Linked DNA regions of Homo sapiens: region 1 is linked to region 2. The links are chromatin loops, found by intact Hi-C in ENCODE. Cell type or tissue: heart left ventricle. All regions are shown on one strand. Links, peaks and the distances in the headings refer to the core of each region. The heading gives the core; the rest is flanking DNA.

Evidence for each region. Peaks named below come from ENCODE experiments on the same cell type or tissue, not always from the same donor. Only the 100,000 strongest peaks of a DNase experiment are listed, where the experiment ranks them.
Region 1: it touches region 2 in a loop (5-fold over the local background); 6 of 110 quality-filtered maps call a loop at or near these places.

The regions. Positions count from the first base shown.
Region 1 is chr9:38,366,025-38,375,422 of GRCh38, forward strand. LOC107987065 (a long non-coding RNA gene) reads left to right here. Exons shown (of 3, transcript XR_001746670.2): 2 at 6,888-6,953. It overlaps LOC105376040 (a long non-coding RNA gene), which reads right to left. Exons shown (of 4, transcript XR_929605.1): 2 at 9,249-9,398; 3 at 1,699-1,830. Among named protein-coding and RNA genes, the nearest start is that of ALDH1B1, 22 kb to the right of the region's middle. RefSeq lists a silencer at 5,488-5,782. In heart left ventricle, for the core only: a CTCF peak has its summit at 5,637 (motif pointing right); no DNase peak of the experiment used is centred there.
Region 2 is chr9:38,307,227-38,316,624 of GRCh38, forward strand. It overlaps LOC107987065 (a long non-coding RNA gene), which reads left to right and starts at 8,897. Exons shown (of 3, transcript XR_001746670.2): 1 at 8,897-9,198. RefSeq lists enhancers at 3,689-4,247, 9,178-9,398. In heart left ventricle, for the core only: no CTCF peak of the experiment used is centred there; a DNase peak (open chromatin) is centred at 3,829; H3K4me3 peaks cover 794 bases; H3K27ac peaks cover 390 bases.

The sequences.
Region 1 (9,398 bases), core at 4,209-6,708, 60 kb after region 2:
TTCATAAAGAATTTTAGACTGTAGTTTTCTCCTTTTTTTGGAGAGTCTTTGTCTGCTTTTGGTATCAGGGAAATGTCAGCCTTATAAAATGAGAAGTGTTTCCTCCTCTTCTATTTTCTGTAAGAGTTTGTGTAGAACTGGCATTATTTCTTCCTCAAATGACTTGGTATTAGAATTCACCAGTAAAGCCATCTGAGTCTGGAGTTCCCTTTGTTGGAAGCTTTTCAATCTTAAATTCAATTTGTTTAATAGATATAGGGTTATTGTTGTTATCTATTTCTTCCTGAGTGAAGCTTGGGTAGTTTGCATCTTCCAAAGGATTTGTCCATTTCATCTAAGCTATTAAATTTGATTATTATAAAGTTAAGGAGAAGTCAGTACTGAAATAACCAAACACATGAGTGAATGGCTCACCTAAGAAGACCATAGAGAAAAAAGAACAGAGATTCTGGGTTTAAAAATTACTTGAAATTCATGAAAAACTTTATGCTTTTTTGAAATGAAACAGTTTATTTAAAAGTACAATTATGCACAAGGATGTAAAGCAAAGTCTTAATATAAAAAATTGGAAACCACATAAATGTCAAGGAAAGCAAATATGGTATATTCACTTGATGGAATATATGTTATTCAAATTGTGTCAAAATATGCACAGCAAAATCTAGAGAGAAATACACCCAAATAGTAGTAGTTTTTGAGGTTTTGAGTCTATGGAGTTGCTTATTTCTTCTTTTCTATATCCTTCAATAATACTTTAGTAATATCTTGATTGATTATAAGCTTTCTTTGACTCATTTTTCTACAAATTCATTTTTTAGGTCATCAAAATTTATACTTCTAACCCCATTTTTCAGTGGACACAACTGAAAATAACGTTAGTCACTCAATAGCACATTCTCCTGCTGGTGGTCACCCTTGGAAAGGAAGCAGCTCATCATTCAGTCTCTCCTAGGTACCTGGCTTGATGATATTGCTGCAGGGCAAAGAGCTCACTCGCCATCAAGGGTGGTTTGTTTGCAGTGTAGCCACATCTCCTCTCTCCTGGGGCCTGACTCCTGCCACCACTGCCACCAATATGAGCCCAGGTCCTGGGCCTGGCCACCCCTCAGGGTCCTACCACACCCTGGACACACCCCAAGTGTAGTGTGTATGCACTTCAGGTGGCAAGGCCAACTGCTTGATCTGCACAGTGTACACTGTCCCTGCAGACCTGAGCCCACGCATGCATGCCTTACCACCTGGCATATATCCTCTGCTCACGTGCAGGCTCCATTGTACTATCAGACTTCACTACAAAGCAGGTTGAAGGGTAAAATTATTAAGAATTTTTTTTTTCTTTTGAGACCAGGTCTCACTCTGTTGCCCAGGCTGGAATGTAGTGGCATGATCTCAGCTCACTGCAACCTCCGCCTTCTGGGTTCAAGTGATTCTCCTGCTTCAGCCTCTCAAGTAGCTGGGAATACAGGCGTGCGCCATCGTGCCTGGTTAATTTTTGTGTTTTTAGTAGAGACGGGGTTTCACCACATTGGCCAGGATGGTCTCAAACTCCTGACCTCAGGTGATCCGCCGACCTTGGCCTCCCAAAGTGCTGGGATTACAGGTGTGAGCCACCATGCCTGGCCAAATTACTAGGAATTTCAAGACAGCCACAGTAGAGCATAAAAATCAAGTGCCTGTACAACTGCAGAGGTCTCATACCTGTAAAGCCAGCCTGGAGCAAGAACACGGAGGCCTGGGCAGCAGAGGCTGAATGTGGAGTAGTGTCATCCCTTAGAAGTCAGAGTGGGCACAGTGGGTGGGCAGGTCCAGTGATTGATAGTCCTAGGATGCCTACCAAACATACAAATACACACCATCTTTACCACAGTGTAATTTCTGTTGTAGAAAGTAATAAGAAATAAAAAAAAAAAACCACCATGAAGGCAGATACTATTTCTCAGTTTAATTTATAGCTAAAGTCCCAGGGCCTAGTCTAGTGCTTAGCAATTAGCAGGTAACCAATAAATATTATTAAATATAATTGCAGGGATTCCTATTCTTATCTTTTCTAGTTAGCTTGATAACTCCTATATATCCTTCAAGACCCTATTCAAAATGCCCCCTCTTCTAAAAAGTTTTTAGGAACCCTTCCAGAGTTAGTGACCCTTGTTTTCCTGCACCTTCTGCAGCTCTGATTTTAACACCAAGCCAAGGCATGGAGGTTATAAGACAACATCTTACACAAATCCCCATATTTTGGTTTAGTTTCAAAATTTTTTCTCAGTAATTTTATAACTACTAAAAATCTTAACCCCATCAACTAGGATGAAATGAGTTTTTCTATGGCATTTTCTAAGAAGTAAGGTACTTTGTTTATTAATCATTCTTTTCCTATTTTTGCCAAATGACTTTATTAATTTTGGTATCCAAAAGTTTTTCTGTTTCTTTTTTTAAAAAATTAAACATTTTATTTTGGAATAATTTCAGATTTACAAGAAATTTACATATATAGTACCGAGAATTTCCATGTACCCCTTATCCAGTTTCCTCCATTGTTAACATTGTACATTATCATGCTATACACATCAAAACAAAGACATTTGATATTGGTACATTACTAATAAGTAAAGTCTAGACTTTACTTAGATTTCACCAGTCTTCCCATTAATGTCCTCTTTTTGCACTGGTATCCCATCCAGCATATATTGTATTTAGTTGTCATGAGTCTCCATGGTCCCCTCTGGTCTGGGATAGTTTCTCAGTCTTTCCTTGTTTTCCATGACTTTGACAGTTCTAAGGAGGACTGACTGGGGATCTTGTAGAATGTCCCCAATCTGGGTTTGTTTAACGTTCTTCTCATGCTTAGACAGGTTAAGGTTTATGGAAAACACTCAACAGAGATGAAGTGCCCTCTGGCTACATCATACCAATGGATACATGATAGCCACATGACATCACTGGGGAGGCTCACCTGGATCACTTGGGTAAAGTGGAGTCTGCCAGGTTTCTCCATGGTGAAGCTGCTATTTCCTTTTCTACATTCTATTCTTTGGAAGCAAATCTCTGCTTCCTTTTTGATCTAGAATCCTATCTCATGTGTCCCAGAACCTATCGCCATATTATCATTGTTCTTTTTAAAAAAATCAATAAATTATGATCACTTTAAAATATATTTAACATCAAACTTTAAAAAGAAATTTGCCTGTCAGACCCAATGATCTGATAATTACTATAAACACACTATTTACTATAAAATTACATGCTAATTACTATAAACATGTAATCATCAGATTACAAAATAATCCCAATTTAGGAACAGGTAGGATGAAAGTGTTAATGACACCAATTAGTGCTGCTTGTCCCATCCCCAAACCTGGCTGCATCTGGCCCCTTGTGACAAATGACATAGGCATTCCCAGGCCCCTGTTCTGTACTAGACCTTGTCCTGAGCTCTGTGACCTGGACTCTGGAGTTGACCTGCTTCAACCCCTTTCTTGTATAAGAGGGGAAATTAAAGACAAGAGAGGGAAAGGGCTTGCCTGAGGTCACACAGCCTGTGAGTAGCAGAATCAGGACTCAATCCTGAGTCTCTCATTTCCCCAGCATTCCAAGTAATGCCGGTGATAACCTGGGATCCTCCATGAAATCCCTATTCAGCCAAGAAGGATTCTCTGCTTTTCTGCATGGCTTTTAATTCCAGTTCCAGTATCTGAGTCCCTTCTGCACAATCAAGCTGGGGTCTTGCAGGGAAGGTCCAGGGGAGAATAACTACTCCTCAGCACAGCCCTCAAGGAGCTTCTGGTGAGTAGAGTGACAATTCGATCAAGGGCTTAGTACAGGGTCCAGCACGGAATAGATATAAGTCATTGTTGGATGACTGGATTGGCCGGAACAAAGTCACTCTCCCTTCCACCTGGTTAATGCCCATTACACACCTTAATGATAGTATATGCCCACCCCTGAGAGCACTGACCACTTTACACCAGCTTGTGCTTCCTTTGAGTAATGGCCCTTTCCCAGCCAACACACCCAGATCCTGGAGAGCAGGGGCCATGTCAGTCTTGCCCAGCAGCTGGATCCCAGCATTTATCACAGAGCCTGGGAGATGGCAGGCACCTAGTAGATATTTGATGGCTGAATGAGTGAATGAATGAATGCCATTCCAGGCAGAGAGAGGGCCAGGCTGTCACATACATGCAGTCAGGCCTCCCACTGCCCAGATGCAGCTCCCCACATTTCTCACCAGCTGCCAGGCCATCCCATCAGACTCAGGTTTTCAAATAGAAGCGAGGAGTTGAGTGTATGAAGCTAAACAAAGCAGTGGGCTGAGCCAAACTTGCCTCGAGGCAAGCTGCTTCCTGCTGCCACCCCGGCTGGCACCCCATAGTCTGGAGCCAGGCCTGTCCCACAGCCAACCCTCAGCTTCCAAAATCTGCACCCAGCCAGAGAATGTAGGGTGAGGGGCTTCTGGGAGGGAGGTCACCTGCCACACTCCCATCCTGGATGGCAGGGTCAGACCACCCTACTCATGGCCCATACACCCAGATCCGGAGGTAGAGGTGGGAGGAAGCCTACATCCTGTGGTGGGATACAAGGAAAGAAGGAAGGAGACTCCACACCTCCTTGCACCCATCAGGAGCACAGCTCGGTGCTGGGCACTGCATGTGTGTTATCTTGTTCAAAAGTCATTACAAGTCACAGAGGCAGGGGTTGTTATTCTCTTTTACAGATGTGGAAACTGAGACTCAGAGAGGGCAAGAACTTGCCAAGGCCACAATTCTGGTCAGTGACAGAACTGATTTGAGCTCAGCTCTGTCTGATTCCAGAGCCTGAGGTTTGGTCTCAAGCTGTGGAGGTTTCTGTTCCCACACTCACCTGTCTTCCTCATTAGTTCCCATCTCTTCTTCAGTCCACATAAGATGCCACCAGGATACTGCCCTGGTGTTTTTGTTTGTGTGTGTTTGTTTTTTATTTTAAGGCTAAGATAAGGAAGGAGGGGAGTGGTAGGGAGGTCAGCCATTCACTCCCTGGTGTGAATCATTCTAATCCATTGCTTTCCTTCTGGCCTCCAGCTGAGTCTCACCTGCCTGGAGCAGGTAGAAATGTTGGGGAAAGTGTGGCTGCCTGGGAGTCAAGGTCGCTTTGAAGGATCCACTGAGTCAGTGTACAGATGAGGAAACTGAGCTCAAGAGCAGGAAGGGAAATGCCCAGAAGCCAGTGAGGAAAACAGGCAGAGTGCGATCTGGATTCAGCAACAGGAAATGTGATTTCCCCACCTATTTGGGAGGCTGAGGCAGGAGGACTGCTTGAGCCCAGGAGTTTGAGGCCAGCCTGGGCAACGTAGAAAGACCTTCCCCACTCCCTCGCAAAAAACAAAAACAAAAAAAAAGAATATGATTCCGAACACCACAGCAAGTGCATCTCTCTGAAGTCCCCTGCTGACAGTGAAGGTAAAGGCAAAGGTGAAGGTGGTGGGGCCAGAGCGTGGAAGGGAAGCTAGAGGTTTTCCGAAAAGGTCATTCTGTAAGAACCCAGGGGCTATCCTAGATGCAATTGCCTGTTCTAATAAAGGAGATCTCAATACCCACTTCAGTCTCCAGCACCCATGCAATTATCTGAGGACTGGTTTATGCAGAGGTGAACAACCTAATCTCACAGCAGGTGGCAGCCTAGTGTCTTGCAAAGTCACATGCCCTACCTGTGTTCTCACTCTGCTCCACTACTTACTGGGCTTGTGGACTTCTCTGAGCCTCAATATTCTCTTCTGTAAAGTGGTTGCCTACTTTGTAGCAAAGACGAGAGTTCATGACTATAAAGCATGTGTACACCTAGTATATGGTTGGCTCTCATTAAGGAGAACAGCCTTTTGTCAGGGCTGGAAATGGGCTTCTTTCTTGGTGCTTAGTCTCATTACTGCCTGACTTAAAACTTCTATCCAACTGGTCTGCGCAGCCCAGCAGAAATCCCTCAAAGGTGGTGCGTGGAGCCTAGACCTGGGACCCAGGAGACCTGGATCAGTTCCTGCCTCTTCCACAGACATGCTATGTGACCACAGACTGGTGCCTTCATCACTCTGCGTCTCAAAACTCCTGTCTGGCCTTGAGGTTAATGGTTTCCAAACACTTTATGTTATTTATTCTTCATACCTACCTTAGGAGATAAGTACTGTTGATATCCCCATTTCACAGATATAAGAACTGAGGCACAGAGAGGTTAAGTTAACCTTGGCATGCCCAAGGTTATACATCTAGTTAGAGAGGCAGGGTCAGGATTCAGTTCCAGCTCTGTCTGACACCAGAACCTCAGAAGAGTCTCCACCCAGGAGGACCTCAGTGCAGAAACAGAGAGGCAGGGTGGGCACGGTGAGACCCAGATAGGGTTGCCAGCCTGACAGATTTGAGGAGAAAGAAAAGGACTGGGAAATTGGGAGGGGATGGGAGAATCCCTTTCTCATCAAGGCAGCTGCAAAGGGAGGAACTGGTGGGGACTAGAGGCAGTGGGGGGCACAGGGAGTGGCAGGGAGGCAGTGCCAGGGGAAAAGGGGGGTCCTTTTGAGAATGTCTGGGACCTCACAGGTACAGAAAGAAGCCTGAGCTAGAGTTAGGGGCTTCAGCCTCTAGCTATGCCTGAAGGGTGCTGTGACCTGGGCAGATTCCTTTCTGTTCCTGGGTCTCAGTTTCCTCCTTCGTACCATGGAGGGTGAGTCCAGGAACTCTTCCAGGCCCTCCTTTGGGTCTCCAGCCTATAACTGAGGGCCCAGCCCAGAGCAGATGCCTGAAAATTGCTTACAGAATAGTGGCGTGAGCAGCTGAATGGAGGGGGGTCAGTGGTGGGGCAAGGGCTGGCTTAATGGAGTCACGCCCTTGGATGTGATGCTGATTAGTATCCTGATTATTGTCTACTTACAGCCCTGCTTCTCTTCACTGGCTGATGTGCAGACATTTATTAGTAAATCTTCACGGCGGTCTAGGGAGGTAAGTAGGGAGGGGGAAGCCTGTTTTACAAGCTTTGGGGGCGAGTATTGGGTGGGAGTGGAGGAATCAAAAAGACTTGAACCATTTGCTGGAGCCAATTTTGAGCTCTCCAGCAAAAAGAGATGCTGGAAACGCTCTTGTCTAATTCTCAGCTGCTCTGCCATTTGAATTCTCTCCACTCGAGAGATTGAAAACAGGCAGCTACAGATAAAATCTGTATTTTATTTGGCCTGCAAAGGGTGTTTAAAAATTTGTGGTTAATATTTAAATACAGGGAAATTTGGAGCATCCAACTCATCCACAGATATCAGGGTATAAATGGATACATCCCCTTTGAAAAGCTGATTGACATTTTCTACTATAAGCAGAACACATGCGTGCCTGGTGACCCAGCAATTCCACTCCTAGGTATGCACCCAACAGAAATGCGTACACACAGCCATCAAAAGACGTTCAAAAATGTTTATGGCAGCATGATTTGTAACAGACTGAAACTGGAAACATCCTAAATGGCCAGCAACAGGAGTGGATGAATTAATTGTGGTATAGTCACACTAAGGATTCTGTACAGTAACAAGGATGAAAATTAGCCAGGCATGGCTAATTTTATTAACTGTATAGTTAGTTATTAATTAGTAGTTATTAGTGATTATGAACTATAGTTGTTGACTATATAGTTATAGTTATTAACTATAGTTGCAGATGATGTCAATGACTTGTGGACAGATAGCATCTACAGTGTGGAATGCTGAACAAAGGAATCATTCCTATATTATTCACTGTATAGTTAATAATAGCCATGCTGTACATTAGGTCTCCAGAACTTTTTCATCTGCAAGTTTGTACCTTTCGGCCAACATTGCCCCATTTCCCCTACCCCTCACCGCTGGTATAACCACCCTTCTAGTTTCTGTTTCTGTGAGTTCACCTTTTTAAGATTCCACATATGAGTGAGATCATGCAGTATTGATCTGTCTTTCTGTGTGATGGCTAGATGGATAAAGCAACTTTGGTACAACAGTGCCCCCTTATCCACGTTTTCACTTTTTACAGTTTCAGTTACCCTGCAGTCAACCATAGTATGAAAGTATTAAATAGAAAATTCCAAAAATAAACAATTCATAAGTTTTAAACTGCGTGATGAAATCTTGTACTGTCCTGCTCTGTCCCACCTGGGATGTGAATCATCCCTTTGTTCAGCATTCCACATTGGAGATGCTACCTGCCCAGTTGTCATCAACATCGTCTGCTCTTGACATCCAACCACTAACATACTTATGGCTCAGTGATGCAGAATCCACCAAAGCAGATGAAGTGGGCTTGTATATTAAACACGCAATGGGCTGCTCTTTACATTCACAAATAAGAATCATCTCCCTGACTTATTTCACTTAGCATAATGTGCCCCAGGTCCACACGTGCTGTCACAAACGGCAGGAGTGCCCTCTTTTTAAAGGCTGAATAATATTCTGTTGTTTATATCTATAGTAGTCCCCCTTATCCTCCCCATTGTTCTTTTTCAAAAAAATTCGATAAATTATGATAGCTTTAAAATATATTTAACATCAAGCTTTAAAAAGAAATTTGCCTGTCAGAGCCAATGATCTGAGAATTACTATAAACACGTTATTTACTATAAAATTACATGCTAATTACTATAAACATGTAATCATCAGATTACAAAATAATCCCGATTTAGGAACAGGTAGGATGAAAGTGTTAATACATTCCAAGACCCCTAGTGGATGCCTGAAACCTCAATAGTACCGAACTCAACATAGCTTATGGTTTTCCCTATATGTAAATACCTAAAATAAAGTTTAATTTATAAATTAGGCACAGTAAAAGATTAACAACAATAGCTAGTAATAAAATAGAACAATTTTAACAATATACAGTAATCAAAGTTATGTGAATGTGGCCTCTCTTCTCTCTCTCTCAAAATATATTCCTGGCCTTTGAACACATTTCCGTTTACAACCTCCATCCTACAGTGTCCTTGCCAATGGTTTATCTGGCTTCTGTTTGCACATGCTGGTGACAGGGGGCTCATTCTCTCCCCAAGTGGTGCCTTCCATCATGGGACCATTTTGCTAGTTAGAAAGTGCTTTCTGAAGCTGACTTGAAATGTAACAGACTCACAGACTCTCACAAAGAGATGGGAACTTGGAGGTTTCCCAGCCCAGAAGTCCTTATCCTTTTCACCCTCAGAGACCTTTTCCTTACCCACCCCCTTGGGCTTGTTGCTGGAATATATTTTGTCTGCCTCTTAAGTTGCATTTATTACTCACTCACCTGAGAGAATGTATTTCCAAGTGACAGCATCCTCTGGAATATTTCAACTACAAAAGGCCTTTGACTGAGCGCTGTTCATCGAGTCCAGCCCCGGCTTTGCAAATAAACAGCTGACACCAAGAGAGGAGAAGCAACACGGCTGAGGCCACA
Region 2 (9,398 bases), core at 2,619-5,118:
GATGGTCTCTGCTGCCCTCCATGCAGTGGGAGGCCTCCCTTGGGGCTAATTGTTAGTGAACCTGCCTCCCAGTCATCTCCTTCCCAGTGTTTAGTGTTGCCAGGCTTTCCCCGCAATCTGGCAGGTGCGAATGGCCTGTTATTGTTGTTTTAAACTCCCCTGAGATTTATACAGCTATTTTCCTTGAGATCCTGGGCAGGGATTAAGTAGGAAGATGGTATTTAGGGGCTGAAGGTGGACACTGAAGGTGCCCTCACTGATCTTGACTCTAGGTTTGTCCAGGGTCAGATGGTGGAGGAGGTATGCAGGAGCCTCCTATCTGCTTTAAGTAATTCTGTGTTTCAGGAGGTGAACACCAGAAGGTATTTCAATCTTCTTCACCTGTCTTATCATTAGTGGAGTGTCCTCTCAGATTTAAGCAGAAAGTTTTCTGTCCACCTGAGTCATCTGTATGCCTGCAAGCAATGCTGTGGCTTCATGGTTCCATTAGTGAAAATTTGTAGTTGGGGTGGAGGAGGGTACTATCAATTGCCATTTAAAACTGGAAATGTCATTTAGAAATATTTGAATTTTTTAAAATGTCCAAACCACACCTATCACCTTTGTGTACCTGTTCTTTGTGTTTTAAATATGCATCTCATAGACACACTCCTGCTTACTTAAGTCCTGAGGGTTTTCAACTTTCATTTCAACCTTCACGTGATGGTTAATTGTATGTGTCAGCTTGGCTGGGCCAGATAGTTGGTTCTACATTATTCTGGGTGTTTCTGTAAGGTCAGGGGTGGGGTTTGGATGAGATGAACATTTAACTTAGTAAAATGAGTAAAGCAGATTGTCCTCCATAATGGGCTGGACTTCATCCCATCAGTTGAAGGCTAGAATCAAAGGCCTGAAACAAAGGCTGATCCAAGTAAGAGAAAAGTCTCCTGCCTAAGGGCCTTCAAAATAGGACAGGACATTGGCTTTGCAGATTTTAGACCTGCTAGTCTCCATAATTCCATGAGAAAATTTCTCACAATAACTCAGTCTGTCTTTCTCTCTCTCTCTCATTAGATAGATATATGATAGATTAGATAGATAGATAGATAGATAGATAGATAGATAGATAGATGATAGATAGATCGATAGATCGATAGATGATAGATATAGATTAGATATTTCTCCTTGTTTCTGTTTCTCTGGGGAACCCTGACAAATACAATGGGGAAAAACAGAAAAGACCCAGAAATTTGGCCAACAAGGCACTGTCACGTGGCATAGGTGTTGCAGGGCCCCTCAACCCACCCGGCTGATGTGCCTGGCACAGGTGGGCATACACCTTGGCCCCTCTCTGCTTCCATTTTCCTATCCCATTAAAGAGTGGTTGGACTGGATGGTCCCTGCAGACTCTTTTAATTCTAATGTTCCAGGTTCCTTGAGATGCTGAGTTACTGAGAAGTGAACACAGCCAAGCCTCTACACAATTTCCACCTTCTGAATTGGCATGGGGAATGTCCACTCCAGCACCCCCACCAAAAAAGAGGTTAACAGCAGATGTTGGCAAGGATGTGGGGAAATAGGCAGGAGAAGGCTTCTAAACAGAGGGAACAGCATGATCAAAGGCACAGGGGTGGGAAATTGCTCACTGGATTCAGGGAAAGGAGTGGCCTAGGGGTGGCGGGATCACTAGGTGTGTAGAGGGAGGAATTTTGAGGTACGCACAGCCCTTTGTGGTTTCCAAGGCCCTTTCACGCTCTTCTCATAACCACAGCATGAGATCAATATTTTTTAATGCTTATTTTACAGAAAAAGAAACTGAGGCTCAGAGAGCAGAAGCTACTTTTCTAGGGTCATATGGCTGGGAATCAGCAGGGCTGAGATTTGAACCCAAATCTATCTGTGCTTTTCCTGATACCACAGAGCTTTAGAGGCTGTATGACTGACCATACCTAGAAACCTATTTTGCATTTTCCTAATGACAAAGGCATGTGCTATTTGTTAGACTAGCCATACAGTTGTTCTGATTCCACTGTCAAAGTGGGGGAGAAACAAATCCATCATCACTTCATCCAAGGCATTTTTATTTTTATTCCCTCTTCTGCCAGCCCCCTGGGGAGCCTGGCAAGGGAGGCATATTTTGATTCTAACTGTGCTGTGTACATCCGTGCCCGCCTGCATGTGCACAAGGTGAAGGAGAGAGTATAACTTTATTCTCGCTTGGGGGCAACTGGTTATGTCTGGAAACATTCGAACATCCCATAAAGCTCATTTCTTTTGCAAATGAGTCAGATAACACAGAATACTTCAAAGTGGAATTCCGCTGGGCTTTCCATCTGGCTGGCCTCTGGGGGAATGCGTGGTGCACTGCCTTTGTTAATCAGGTTCTGGGAGTTTGAATTTTATGCTGAAATACAAATAACTGTGCGTTTGTGGGGAACAAAGCCAAGATATGATCTCAACTGCATTTGGACCGAAATTCCCATCTCCTGCTAAATGCTCTCTACCTTCCACATGGAGAGCAACAAACCCTTTCTTGCTCCAAGCAGCTGTGCTCTTTTATCCCCTGCATCTAGGAAGGCAGGCGTGGTTGAGGCATGGCTGCTCACCCTGTGGCTGATTGCTGTTGTCTGTGTGAGCCTCGCTTTCCTGTTTGCATGCACTCCTATAGGCCCCCACAGTCTTCAGAGTCCAGTTCCCTGGACAGTCCTGTGAACTGGATTGCTCCAGTCCACCCTCCTTCTGGTTGGAGAGGCTGGGCAGCTTAAGATGACATTTCCCAGATGCCCTGTGGTGAGAATCATGGATGGGAAGTAAGTACCATCCATTGGGTACACTCGTATGAGTTTTGCAAATCAGAAGTGCAGAAGCCCCACTTTCCTGACCCCTGCTTGCTGTTCTTCCAGCAAGCAAGGCCACAGAAACACAGTTTCCCTGCAGCAGGGTTCCCTGTCCATTTTCCAGCTTGCTGGTACCCAGAGCCTTTTGCAGCAGCAGCTGCAACAGTGGAAGTTTTAGCTTTTGTATTCAAGCAGAGCCCCAGTGGGTTCTCAGAGGCATTAGCAACCCCAGTGGTCAGTTTTGTGCAGTCCTGAGAGTTCTTCCTGGAGCCAAGTCCTTTAACCCTCCCAATGACTGGGTAAGCACCCATGCCCTGGTTAAATCCTTTCCTGCCTAAGGAGCCAGTGGGATTTGTGTTCCCTGCGTTGAATCTGCTTGATACACCCCTAGCCTGGCTTTGATAAGAAATTCAGTCTCTTCCTAAATACAGTCATCTCTCTGAATCCAAAGAATGGTTGTGTCTATACTGAACACATACAGACTTTTTTTTATACAGTCATAATTCCCTAAACAATACCGTATAACAACTATTTACATCTCATTTACATTGTATTAGGTTTTTAAAATAATCTAGAGAAGATTTAAAGTATAGGGGAGGATGTGTACAGGTTATATGCAAATACTACGCCTTTTGATATCAGGGGCTTGAGTGTCTGTGAATTTTGGGATTTGTGAGCAGGTCCTGGAACCAATCCCCCAGAGAGCCAGGGAGAGCTGTGCTGCTTAGGATTTTTGCATCTGGGGTGGAGGTGGGGAATTTACATGTCATTGTCTGCTATCTCTTGTTCCAAAATTCCATAGTAGCTTCCACTCTGCCACCTTTGGTTGCCTCTTCACTATGTGTGTTAGTCAGGCTTCTCCTGAGAAACAGAGTCAGTGTGCGTGTGTGTGTGTGTGTGTGTGTGTGTGTGTGTGTGTGTAGAGGGAGAGAGATCTATTTTAAGGAACTGACTCACTCAAGTGTGTCCCCTCCCTCCCAGCTCCAGCTTGGGTGCTGCCCCTGCCTAGCTGAGGCCTCCACGCCGTGGCTCACCACATAGAGACACAGGTTTCTCCGTGTCTCCGGATCCATGGGATTTCCTTGATCGGCTCTGCCCCTGTGGATTCCTGGTGAGTCATGGCATCCTCTTTGCCTCCATTGCTCCCAATTATACAACAGAATGGTGGGTGCAGCCAGGCTCCTACCAGGACCCTGGGGCTTTTCAGGGGACCCTGCACCTGGGACCCTCCAGAAGCTTGGATTCCAGAGACCAGCTTCAAAATGAGACTCATGCCCACCAGAAGCTTTCCTCACATGGCCAGCCTGGGCTCCCACGGCAGGTTCTGGAGCCCTCTGATACATCCCTGTCTTCCTCTTCTGCTCAATGGCACCGACAGGGCAAATATGAGAGTCCCTGGCTCCTGTGAGCAGCCTTAGCTTCTGGGAGACTCCAGCAGCCCCCTCCAGAGTGGCTCAGCCAGCAGCCTCTGCTCAGTTCCCTTCAGGACAGCTCCTGGCAGCTCCCCTCGGCTTCCATTGGCTGAGGTTTCTTCCTCCTTTGCAGTGCTGGGCAGGACTCTGGGCTGCTCACCACCCCTGGGAAAGGAGCAAGGGAGTGGCCAAGCTGTCTGTGGGATGCGGCTTCAGGAGAGGGCCCACCACGAGAGAGCCAGAGTCACAGCCGGCGGCTCCATCAGAGGGCTGGACCCCTAGAGTGGGCTGGGCAGAGGGCTGCTCTCCTGCCTGCTCGTGATGTCTCTCAGTTCTGCACTCATTCTATTCCTCGTGCATCTTTGCATTCTGGTCTCAACAGCTCTCACGGTAGCATGTTGACTTCCCTGCTGACGCTATTGGTGGGTGTACAAAGGGCAGCCTGGCCTCATACCACCCACTGCACTTTGCTCAGCACTGTCAACACGGACACTCAGAGAGTAAGAAGGACCCTGCTTCTGCCCACAGCACCTTGGGGGCTTTCTCCAGGAGTCCCCTCCCTGTCGCTTCTATCCTGAGTCAGTCTTGGGGTTACCAGGGAGCAGGAAGCACACAGCACAAGGACAGAATGAGTGAAGCAGATGAAAGCCACTTGTGTAGCACCTGGCATCATCATAGGTGCTCAGCACTGAACCAGCAGGGGCTGGGAGGCAGAGAGAGAACCACACCACACACCCAGCTCCCCGCCTCCCAGGTCACGGCTCCGTTTTCTGTTGGGCCCTGTGTGCCTCACTAATGTCAGCATTTGCCAAACGGTGAACTGCAGAAATCACGTCAAATGTACATCTGACCCTAGATACGTGGCATCCCCCTACCCATGGCAAGCATCTTCTTGGTCTATTTCTTGGCTCAAGGAGTCTCTTTATGCCTTAGCACCTCCTTAATGGCCCAAGGTTCTAGACTTCTGCAGACAGCATGGCACTGCCTCCCCTTCATCAGCTCTGTGCTACTTCCAGCCCTGGCCTGCCTTGAGGCTTGAAGAGGAAACCCTGGGAGGCCCCATGGTGGAAAACGGAGAGGAATGGGCCAGGCCGAACCCTGGGCTTCTACCTCACTTTGCTCTGCCCAGCTGTGGGAACCCAGGAAGGTCACAGCTCAAGCATCAGTGTCCCATCTGCCACCGGAGAGGTTATGGGTCTCAAATGCCAGCCTCTGAGGCATTTGGTCCCCTCACCTCCTGGACACAAATAGAAAACTCACTGAGTCCTGCTTGCATTTACACACCGAGCTGGTCTTGTGATGTCTCCCCTTAGCATGGCTTTGTTCAATGTCCCTCTGCTTGTCACAGTGCCACTTATTATGCTCTGTCTAGACTGCCTAACAAGGCCGGGTGCAGTGGCTCACACCTGTAATCTCAGCACTCTGAGAGGCTGAGGCAGGCAGATCACTGGAGGTCAGGAGTTTGAGACCAGCCTTGCCAACCTGGTGAAACCCCATCTCTATGAAAAATACAAAAAATAGCTGGGCGTGGTGGCGCATGCCTGTAATGCCAGCTACTTGGGAGGCTGAGGCAGGAGAATCACTTGAACCCGGGAGGCAGAGGCTGCAGTGAGCCGAGATTGTGCCACTGCATGAGAGAGTGACAGTGTTGCAACAGTGAGAGAGACTCTGTTGCAAAAAAAAAAAATTTTAATAAAAATAAAAAACTGCCTCACAAAACTGAATGCCCAGGACGGGGAAGGTGTTGCTGAGCAGACGCCCTGTGGAAAGGCCAAGGGTGTTACTCAGCCATGGACACAGTGAAAGTGGGTGCCACCCACAACCATTCCCAAAGCTTGGCTCTATAAATCCTGGACCCCTGAGCCATCAATTTGAACACCCATGTATTTATGCCAAAGCATCCTTCCCTTTTCCAGCTGAGCTACAATACGAATTCAAGACTCCTGGCCATCTCCATATACCCTCTGCTTCAGAGACATTATTAAGCTACTTATAATTAGGAATAATAACGCCTGCAGATGCATTTTAATACAACCCACAAAAGGAGCTGTGTGGGTTTCTTCGTTCCCCAGCACGAAAGCAAACAACTCTTCCCCTGTTGTCTAGATCCAACTGCTTCACTTTCCAACAGCTGCTCTGACAGATGAGGGACAGGCAGAAGGTCAGAGTGAGCTGACCGACTTCCAGGCACAAAGGACAAAAGGATCTGAAATGTGGAGGGACTCATTGGAGGTCCCCGGCAGCTGGCTGAATTGTCTGGCTCTACACAGTGGGGAAACCGTGAGAAAGAGGGAGATGTCTCCTTTCAAACCTGGGCACTGGAACTTTCCTGGCTCTGACATCATCTTTTTTCTTCTTCTTTTTTAGTTTTATTTTACTTTAAGTTCTGGGATACATGTGCTGAATGTGCAGGTTTGTTACATAGGTATACATGTGCCATGGTGGTTTGCTGCACCCATCAAGCCATCATCTAGGTTTTAAGCCCCATATGCATTAGGTATTTGTCCTAATGCTCTCCCTCCCCTTGCTCTCTAACCCCCAACAGACCCCGATGTGTGATGTTCCCCTCCCGGTATCCATGTGTTCTCGTTGTTCAACTCCCACTTATGAGTGAGAACATGTGGTGTTTGGTTTTCTGTTCCTGTGTTAGTTTGCTGAGGATGATGGTTTCCAGCTTCATCCATGTCCCTGCAAAGGACCTGAACTCATTCTTTTTTATGGCTGCATAGTATTCCATGGTATATATGTGCCACATTTTCTTTATCCAGGATTATAAATCATTCTACTATAAAGACACATGCATACATATGTTTATTGCAGCACTTTTTGCTTTTTTACAATCAGCCTGCCAGAGGCTGGTCCACAGATTGTGGAAGCAGAAAGTGACCTTCCTCTCATCTGGTCCAACTCCCTCATTTTGGAAACTGAGGCTTGGAATGAGGAAGAGATTTGGCTTCAAATGTCAGTAGCCAAAGACTGGGCCCAAGGTAATTGAAATATAAATAATGCAATGATCATCTGCCCTCCCAGCATTCCCTCACGACAGCACCCAACTCTAGCTTTTGATGAAGGAGCCAAGACCCAGAGAGGTGGCATCATTTACCCCAATGGCATCGTATGACCAGCACAATGAAGGAAACCAAAGGGGTATTGTGACTTTTCCTCCCTCTTTCCCCTCCTTCTTTTGTTCTCTCCCTTCCCTTTCCTTCCCTTCCCATCTCTTCCTTCCTTCTCCATTTTCCTTCCCTCCCTCCAAACTTGTCTTTCTCTCTTCCTTTCTTTCTCTTCTCCTTCCTTCTTTCCTTTCTCCCTTTATTAAAAAAAAAAAAAGGTGTTCTTTTTCCATCCCACAGATTGGATGAAAAAAAAAGTTTAATGCATTTCAAAAATATTCATGCTCAAGGATCGTTCAAGACATCTGGACCTTTTAAAAAGTTGTTACAATTTTAATAAATAGGATGTATTTTAAAATATGTGAAAAAGACATTCCATTTAGTTAAGATCAGAAACTCGTTAAATTGCCTTTAAGATCATTTCTCTATTATATTTTTAACCAAGGTAAATTTCTAAGGGTTTTCGTTATATTATTTCCATATCGTTCTCCATAATCACATACATTTGATGCTTTCTAAAGCCTTCATAAATATCACTGAAAATATTTGTCCCTTTTTGTATTCTAAGTATAGCCCACATTCAGCAGACTTGTAGCAAACACACATTTAGGCAAGAGGATGAGGAGTGAGGAAACTAGATCCTGATGTCAGACAACTGAGCTGAAACTGGATTCCGGGACTGAGTGTGTGCCAGACCTCATCCAGGTGTGCAAATATGGAGGTATGCCTGGTCGCCACTCCAAGAGGCTTGCAAACTAAAGGCTCTAGGGACACGTGAATAAAAGGAGGAAGCAAGTATCCCAGGTGCTGTGAATCTCTCGAGAAGGGTAAGGGGCTGCTGAGGCAGGTCAGTTCCACTGGCGGCAGCCGGAGTGCAGCCAGAAGGAAACGCTCAGAGGTCCATGCAGGAGTTTTGCCAGAACCTTAAAACAAGTAGGCATCGGAAAAGGGCAGTGCAGGCAGCAGGAGCCACACAGTGGAAGGCTTAGTGGTATTGAAGAGCGTCCTGTGTCTAGGAGATAGCATGTGTCTCCCGTACAGGACTGGAGCCTAAGATACAGGCACAGGGAAAGGGATGAAGCATGGGGAGACTGAAACACTGATATTACGCACCTGAGCTGACACTCGATGCCAGCACTCAGATTCCCTGGCCATTCTGTTTTTTTAGCGAATCAAAATGTCCTGATCAATGTGCACCCTATTTCCCTGTGATCTGCACCCCCAGGGGCCTCCAAGGAGCAGATGGTGAGGATGGGTCAGTACTAAACCCCCGCCTGACCTGGCAGGTCCAGTGCCAACCACCAGGCTGCCAGTCAACGAGCAGGTCCCTACTCCTCTCTGGACTTCCGTGACCCCATCGGAATAGTGTAAGGCTCTTTTCAAAACCTGTCAGCTCTGACAGTCTCAGCTCCAGGATTCAAAAGTCAATGCAGGCCAGGCGCTGTGGCTCACACCTGTAATCCTAGCACTTTGGGAGGCTGAGGTGGGCAGATCACTTGAGAAAAGGAGGTTGAGACCAGCCTGGGCAACATGGCAAGACCTTGTCTCTATTAAATTAAAGATTAAAATAGAGTTTACAAATTAAAAAATGTCAACACAAAGTAAACTTTATACTTTGTGAGCTGAGCAGGTGGCCAGCTTGCCGCCCAGCTGCTCAGCCTGGCACCAATGGCTTGTCCTGCACCAGTGCTTGGCATGGGGTCAGGAGGACAGTTTGGGAAGAGTCTCCAGCAGACCGGCGTGCCTGGTCTCACAGATGACTTCCCAACCCCGTGCCAATGGGAAACCAACAGAGGCAAGTGGCCAGGGTGGAGAGCCTGGGAGGCAGAGCAGGTGGCCCTGGCACAGCAGGTCTGGGTAAGTCATGTCTGGGCATTGTTCTGGGGGCTGTCGGGCTGCTGGAGCAAGGGAAGGGAACACAGGCATGAATGTGTTCAGTGCACAATGGGAGAGGGTCTGGTAGGGGCAGGGGCACTGGATCAGGCCAGCTTTGCAAAGCAAGATTGCTGCCTGCAGACTGGACAAGGGACAGGCAAGGCCATAGCCAGTGCCCAGGT